Regions from separate parts of the Homo sapiens genome. Here all the other regions are linked to region 1. A link is a loop called in an ENCODE intact Hi-C map of the cell type or tissue named here. Cell type or tissue: K562. All regions are shown on one strand.

Region 1 (2,500 bases):
AGGGCAGGCTTTTGCACTGTGTCGCTTTAGAGGCAGGGGCGGAGGAAAACTTGGGACTGTAACATCAGTACTGCACAAAGCCCTCTTCCGTATACAGCATAAGCACTATTCTATAAAATCCCCAGCAAGCCTTTGTTTCCTTGCAGTCAGCTCCTTTTCTGCTGATTCTGCCCATTGCTCCCTTGCAACGTATTTTCATGCTTTCTCTAATGATTCTGCCTTTCTTTACTTACAACTGCCTTGGTAAATTTTTCTGCCACAGCGCCACTGGCCTCAGATAGTCACCACTCACCTGCAACAAGCCTGAGAGCCAATTAAGACAAGGCTTTCCCCAAGTAGCACAAATGTATATACCACTACTGTAGTTACTTAATGTACTCATTTATCATTTTAAAATTACCTTATGTACCATCAGTTACATGGTATAACTCTTACAGGAAAAACCAAATTAATGGAACTCTGCAATTCAATGTACCCCTTCCTCTGCCTCCAGCAGAAGCAACAGGGGACATAAATTCCAACTTTAGATGCTACTCTTATAGCATCTACAAGACTTACTACACTGTGTGTGTGTGTGTGTGTGTGTGTGCGTGCGTGTGTGTGTGTTACAGAGTCTCACTCTGTCGCCCAGGCTGGAGTGCAGTGGCGGGGTCTTGGCTCACTGCAACCTCTGCCTCCTGGGTCCAAGCGATTCTCCTGCCTCAGCCTCCCGAGTAGCTGGGATTGTACAGGCGTCCGCCACCACGCCTGGCTAATTTTTGTATTTTTATTAGAGATGGGATTTCACCATGTTGGCCAGGCTGGTCTCAAACTCCCTACCTCAAGTGATTTGCCCGCCTCGGCCTCCCAAATTGCTGGGATTACAGGTGTGAGCCACAGCGCCCAACCGTACTTCTTACACCTAAAAATGGTTCAAAACACCATAGAATAATTTTCAAAATAATTGAATTCTGAGTTAAAATTTTTCAGCACTTTCAGGGGCCTGAGCTTTTGCTATGAATCTGGATCTATTCTCAAGCCATGAAGTAGCGTATTTTTGACCATGTTGATTTGAAATTCATTCCGTTGTTTCCTTCTTTTTTAAAACCTAAGGGAAAAACAAACAGACATACACAGGATTTGAAAAGCTGGAAAGCAGTGGGTAGCGGCTCGGGAGAAGATGAGGGGTCAGATTAGAAGACGAGAAAGGAATCCAGTCCGCCCCAGACAGGACAAGTCCGGAAGGATGGAGGCAGCGTTTCCTTCCTCAACAGCCTAAACGCCTCTATTTTTTACATCCAAACTTAGGCCATATTTCTGCGGCGCCAAGAAAACGCAGTAAAAGCAAAGGCAAGATGTCCTTAAAAAAAAAAAAGGTCACATTCACAGAATACCGAGGAGACGGAGGCAGCTCTGCAACCCGTCCACTGAGACGCGGACACGCTCCCCACAGCCCCGGCCCCAGGCCCGCGCCCCTTCCCCCGCCGGCGGCTCGGATGGGTCGCTAGGGGTCGCTGCGCGCCGCGCGGGCGAGGACCGGCCTCTTTCCCCCACCTCCACCGTCTCGCTGCTCCGCCCCCGCGGCGTAGTCGGCGCCAAAATCAAACGCGTCCTGGCCTGTCCCGCCCCTCTCCCCAAGCGCGGGCCCGGCCAGCGGAAGCCCCTGCGCCCGCGCCATGGTAAGGACTGAGGCTACGGTCCCGCGTCTTCTTCCTCCCTAGTGTGTGGGCTTCGCCGCCCCTCGGCTGCATGTGGATCCCGGCCTGGCGTTGACCGCCATTCCGGGCCGCGGGAGCGGTCGCCCGGCTCTCGGCCTCACCGTGTAGGGGCCCAGCCCGGCCCCGCCGCAGCCACTCCGCACTCTGCGGCGTTCCCCGCCGCTCCTGTCCGGAGTCCCGAGGCGCGGGGGCATCCGCGGCCTCCCCGCCGGCTGCACCCCGCGTCTGTCCCCAGGGCCCGTTCGGGCGGGTTAGGTTAGAACGCGGGAAGCGTTCGCGAACGTGACCCGAGAACTTCACCAACCTGGATTTATCTAAAAGACCACGGGGCCCTTGAGAACCTGGGCTCCCTACGCCTCCAGCTTCGGCCCCGCGTGGTGTAGCCCCCCCCATTAAGAACGGGGAGAGAAAGCGCAAGTGGGCGGGAGGGACTGCGGGGAGCGAACGTCTTGATCCCAAAGCGCACTCCTGGTTTGTCACCATTGAGTGGTTTTCTGTATTGTAATATGTAGAGCACATTCCAGAACTGCTCAGTTTCGAGTTACCTAATGGATCTTCACTGTGTGCCAATTAGTCGATTTCTGTGAAAACGCCCCGGTTTCTGCCAAAGGGCAGGAGTCGCTGCTCTTGTGCCGGGTGCTGCTGGTTGTGTAGGGCGCTGTTGCTTTTTTAAGGACGCTCTGCACTGAATTAGGCTTCCTCGTGGGTCATGATCAGTTAAGTCCTGGTAAGATCGGCTTTGTGAGCTTAACGTCTTTCTGCTCATCAAATCATTTTCATAAACCTTCAAAGTTTCATGCCGT
Region 2 (2,500 bases), 200 kb before region 1:
TTTTGCCATGTTGGCCAGGCTAGTCTCGGAATCCTGACCTCAGGTGATCCACCCGCCTTGGCCTCCCAAAGTGCCGGGATTACAGGCATGAACCACCATGCCCAGCCTCTTTCTTTCTATTTCAAAAAAAAAATTGTTGACAATATATTAGACCCATGCTATGTGCTTTTGTGCTTCAAGAATGAGAAGGGGCAACATTTTAAGAGAAAGCATGAGACAAGTGCACAGGGAAAACAATGGAGCCCTGTGCACAGGTGTGCAGCCAGCAGCTGCCAGGCAGCCACAGAAATGAAGAGGAGGTGGAAGGGCTCTAGGCTTCTCCAAAGGAGCTGCCTGCTTTGGTCTGCGAAAGGGAGATTTCCGACTGAGGGTGCCCAAGATTTTAACTGATGGGTGGGAAAGCAAAGTGTGAATCTCCAAACCCACAACTTTCCCACTTCTGCAAGGAGTTCTCTCCTCCTCTGTGTCAGCCCTGAGAGACAAAGAGTGGCAGGAATTTCAGGGCAGGTGGAGGGTGGTTCATTTACAGAAAAGAGCTTTCATGATCTCCGGTTGGATTAGGGTAAGGTAGTAATGAATGACTGTTGTTTGGATGAAATACTGGAATGATTTCAACTGTGGTAGACAGGTTTGACTTGAGAAGAGTATGGAGAACTGGTTAAGAACAGACTTGGCCAGCCATGGTGGCTCACGCCTGTAATCCCAGCACTTTGGGAGGCCGAGGCAGGCAGATCACTTGAGTTCAGGAGTTCAAGACCAGCCTGGGCAACATGGCGAAACCCCGTCTCTACTAAAAACACAAAAATTAGCCGGGTGTGTTGACACACACCTGTAATCCCCACTACTCAGTGACTGAGGCACGAGAATTGCTTGAACCTGGGATGCGGAGGTTGCAGTGAGCTGAGATGGCGCCACTGCACTCTAGCCTGGGCAACAGAGGAAGACCTTGTCTCAAAAAATAAATAAATAAAATAAATAAATAAATAAATAAATAAATAAAAATTTTTTAAAAAAATTACAAATGAAAGTGATTTGCACAAAATACAAAAGGAAATTGAAACCAGGCTGGCCTATAAGAGAAAGGTAGTTTATTGACTTAATGGTAACTAAAACTCTAAAGGTAATAATTTCAGGTGACATTTGATCCAGCAGCTCAAAAAATGTCACCAACAGCCTGCCTTCTGTCCTCAATCTGCTTTATATGGTGTTGGCTTTATCCACAGATTCCACAAGGTGGCCCCAGAGGCTGCTCCAGGATCTCGATTACTGGAAAAAGGCTGTAGCTGCTCCAAAATTCACCATTCGGGTAAAAAGGGTGGTCTCTTTTTCAGAGCTACTATAAAATAGGTTTATTCTTCCCAAAAGCCCCGGCAAATGTCCTCCTGGCTTGTTGCCTCTGATTTGGTAGTGCCAGTCTCCAAACCAGTCCATTTGGCTTGGGGCCATGGTGGGTGTGCCCATTGGTTTAAGCCAGCCAGAAACCACTCCAGGCACTTGGGGAGGGTTCAGTCCCACTCAAGCCAAATTCACTCTTGAAATCTGTGTTCTTGTATCCAGGAGAGAATATAGATGCAGGGTATCAAATAGCCAATGTGTACTACATTACATTTTAAGAGAAGCCACCAAATTTATACAATTTGTGCTTACAGATTTCTATACAAAGACAAGAGAAATGCCTGATTCTTGTGTGTGTGTTTTGTTGTTGTTATTTTTTGTTTTGTTTTTTTCCTGTTGATCGATCACAATAACCAGGAAGGATTTTGGCATTTGGCATTTTTGCACCTTGGTTCTGACCTGGAAAGGAGGAGGGTGTGGCATTTATAGATAAGTAACTGAAGACCAAGGTCAAATGAATGGATGATGTAATTCATTCCCTAAACAGAGAAACGTCTGGTGCCTTCCTGGCCTCAGTCCTCTCCGAAGGGGCTGTTGGCTCCAGCCCAAAGGCCTCTGCATTCTTTGGCTTCCATTGATTTCTCACCTGATTCCAATCACATTGCCCTCTGACTAATACTATGTTTTAATGCTTAGACGAATTATGTATGCATTAAAAGGAAAACCTTGGATTTAAGCCTTGAGGTGAAATAGGATGCTTAGTCTGTGGTAACAAAAGAAGACTGGAAATGGAAGGAGATCAGCGAGGTCAGACACAGCAGCCCACAGACGCAGCCCTTGGCTGCTGAATGTCCTCCATCTCAGCCCATATGGTGACACTCTTGAGTGCACACTGGGCATGCAGCCCAGATAAATGCAGCCAGGATAAGTGGTTTCTATAACATAATGGGGTTAAATGAAAGATTTCTAACTCTCCCACTTTCATTTGTGGCTCAGAAAAGATTTTAGTAATGAAATCGAAGGTAATCAGAGATCAGCTGGAGGAAAGATGTATAATCAGATTTTCCAGTGTTCAGATTTGCTCTGGGGGAGGGGTTATGCATTTATTCAACAAATATTTCTTAAAGGCCCAGTATGTGCCAGGTATGGGTACAATGGTGGCCTG
Region 3 (2,500 bases), 65 kb after region 1:
AAATTTTTTTTAGAGTCACACTTATTGTGGTCTTATAATGCCTATATAGTAAAATTCTTATCGTTAAATTTAACTTATTTTGTTGTATTTTGGTATGGTGAGTTGTTTGAAAAACATCTCATTTAAACTTACATGTTGTCTTTAAAGGAGCAAGTACAATGATGATGGACACTTAGGAAAGGGAAATTGTTCACTTTGACTTTCCATTAATTACTAATACTACTGCAACTCCCTAAATTTCCTTGGGAATTTGCAAGAGTTTGTAAAATACAATATTATGTCACTATTTCAGCTTTTTTCATAGCCATTTTATACATAAATTTTATAAAAATTTTGTTCATATGAAAAAATACAAATGTATACATAGCTAAAGATCATTTTGTGTGTATATATATATATATATATATAAATACATTTCATTTTATATATATAATTTTTTTTCAGGCCAAGCAAATAAAGTAGCCAAAGAAGCTGCTAACAGATGGACTGGTATGTACTATAATAATGCTGATAAACTATAGCTAAATTCCCTTCACACTTACTGCGACGTGAAATTCAGATACCTTGTGCTAGCTTTGTTCAAGAAAGGACGTTAATGAAAAATGTATGCATTACTCAAATGTTTACATATTAAATCATTTCAGTTATTTAAGGTTTTTTTTATAATCTTATGAGTCATTTTGTAAAGCATAAGATATTTTTGTAAAACTAATGATTGCTTCCAGTTTAACTTTTGTGCAACTTTTCCCAAGATAAGTCACCTGGGCTAATCACTTAACTTTCATATACATTAATGTAAGATACACTTTTAAGATAATGAAATCTTAAAGATTTATCATCTTGCTAATAATAATAATAATAATAGCTAAGGTTTGTTGAGGACTATTTGCCAGTTACTGTAATGTCTGTGGTTCATTCTCATTTTATCTCCATGATAATCTTGAGGTAGATATGATTATTATCCCTAATTTAGGAGACAAAACTAAGACCCTCAGGAGTCCAAGGCCACACATGTGTCAGACAGCAGAACAGGAATTATAATCCAACTTTTCTGGCTGGACTTAAAATGACTATGTTTAGTCAAAGGCGATTAGTCACTGCAAGAACAGATGCTGGAGCCAGGTTTCTCTGACTCCCTGTCCAGGCCTCTGTTTCACACAAAAAATATAATAATTTTTTTTCCTACTCTATTTTAGAATTAAATAGACTGGTAAAATCAATATAATTGGCCTTTCGGATTTTTTTTTTCTGAAATTGCAGTTTTATTTATTACAAAGTTATTTCTTAAGTAAGGTAATGCTTTAGTGATAAGAACAGAGGGTGAAACAGCAAACTGACATGAAGTAAGTGTCCCACAAAGTATAAATAAATGTGGATTTTTAGGTTAAAAATAAGATACGAATCCAAGGTGATTTCCCCCAGTATTTTCAACAAAGAGGCTCAGCACACAGTAGGCACAGGCAGCATGTGTGTGTAGTGGGAGGAACGTGGCTTTGAAGAGAATCCAAGCTATTCTCCTTACTTGCTGTGTGACCTCTTGACCCTCTCTCAGCCTACTTCCTCATCTGTTCAATGTGGATAAATAATACCTACCTCCCATTTTGGGAGGATTAAATAAGACAGTTTGTAAGCCCTTCAGCACCATGTTGGACACGTAGATAAATACTCCCCTTTTCCTTTTCTTCTCTTAAAAAAGTTCATGTTTTCCAATTGATCATAAACTTCCAAAATTATAATTGGAAAAACATTTGGAATGGCTTTTTTTTTTTCCTATCCTATTAGCTGCAGAAGAACCTGGGACTTTTAAAACCATGAGGAAGAAAGATATTTTTAGAACAGCAGAAACAGCTGTTAAGAACCATATTTCCATTTAAAGTTACAACTTACTCCTTCCAGCTTAAACATGTGTTATGCAAAGACAGAGATAAGAGAGAAAGCATCACACCTCAGAAAACCGCCACCTTCACAACAAACAAAAAGAAAACAGTAATAAGAATTATTTTTTTCCTAGTCTATTTTAGAATTAGGTAGATTGGTAAAATCAATATAATTGGCCTTTAGTTTGTTTTTTAATGAAATTGCAGTCTTACTTATCATATAGCTTTTAAAGTTTGTTTTAATATTCATATTAAAATTATCATATAGAAAGAAAGTTTGCTTTATTTTTACTTAAAAAAGTCCTGGCCGGGCGTGGTGGCTCATGCCCGTAATCCCAGCACTTTGGGAGGCCGAGGCAGGAGGATCACTTGAGGTCAGGAGTTCAAGACCAGCCTGGCCAACATGATGAAACACTGTCTCTACTAAAAATACAAAAATTAGCCAGGCATGGTGGCGCACACCTGTAATACCAGCTACTCAGGAGGCTGAGGTAGGAGAATTGCTTGAACCCAGGAGGCGGAGGTTGCAGTGAGCTGAGATGGTGCCACTGCACTCCAGCCTGAGCAAGAGTGAGACACTGTCTCAAGAAAATAAAAAAGTCCTTAAAAATGTAGCTAGAATT

The links. A loop is a pair of places that touch in the nucleus more often than their neighbours do. Peaks named below come from ENCODE experiments on the same cell type or tissue, not always from the same donor. Only the 100,000 strongest peaks of a DNase experiment are listed, where the experiment ranks them.
Region 2: a loop joins it to region 1, with 7 times the contacts of the local background. A loop is called at or near these places in 14 of 110 quality-filtered maps.
Region 3: it touches region 1 in a loop (3.0-fold over the local background); 9 of 110 quality-filtered maps call a loop at or near these places.

Annotation. Positions count from the first base shown.
Region 1 is chr4:153,343,083-153,345,582 of GRCh38, forward strand. MND1 (meiotic nuclear divisions 1) reads left to right here and starts at 1,606. Exons shown (of 8, transcript NM_032117.4): 1 at 1,606-1,658. The coding sequence starts at 1,656. RefSeq lists silencers at 1,375-1,684, 1,815-1,974 and an enhancer at 2,455-2,500. In K562, CTCF peaks have their summits at 953 and 1,499 (motif pointing right); DNase peaks (open chromatin) are centred at 1,539, 2,079 and 2,379; H3K4me3 peaks cover 1,430 bases.
Region 2 is chr4:153,141,896-153,144,395 of GRCh38, forward strand. No RefSeq gene overlaps it. Among named protein-coding and RNA genes, the nearest start is that of TRIM2, 61 kb to the right of the region's middle. In K562, a CTCF peak has its summit at 1,243 (motif pointing right); a DNase peak (open chromatin) is centred at 1,226.
Region 3 is chr4:153,408,527-153,411,026 of GRCh38, forward strand. MND1 (meiotic nuclear divisions 1) reads left to right here. Exons shown (of 8, transcript NM_032117.4): 7 at 445-489. Among named protein-coding and RNA genes, the nearest start is that of TMEM131L, 57 kb to the right of the region's middle. In K562, no CTCF peak of the experiment used is centred here; DNase peaks (open chromatin) are centred at 1,095, 1,555 and 1,895.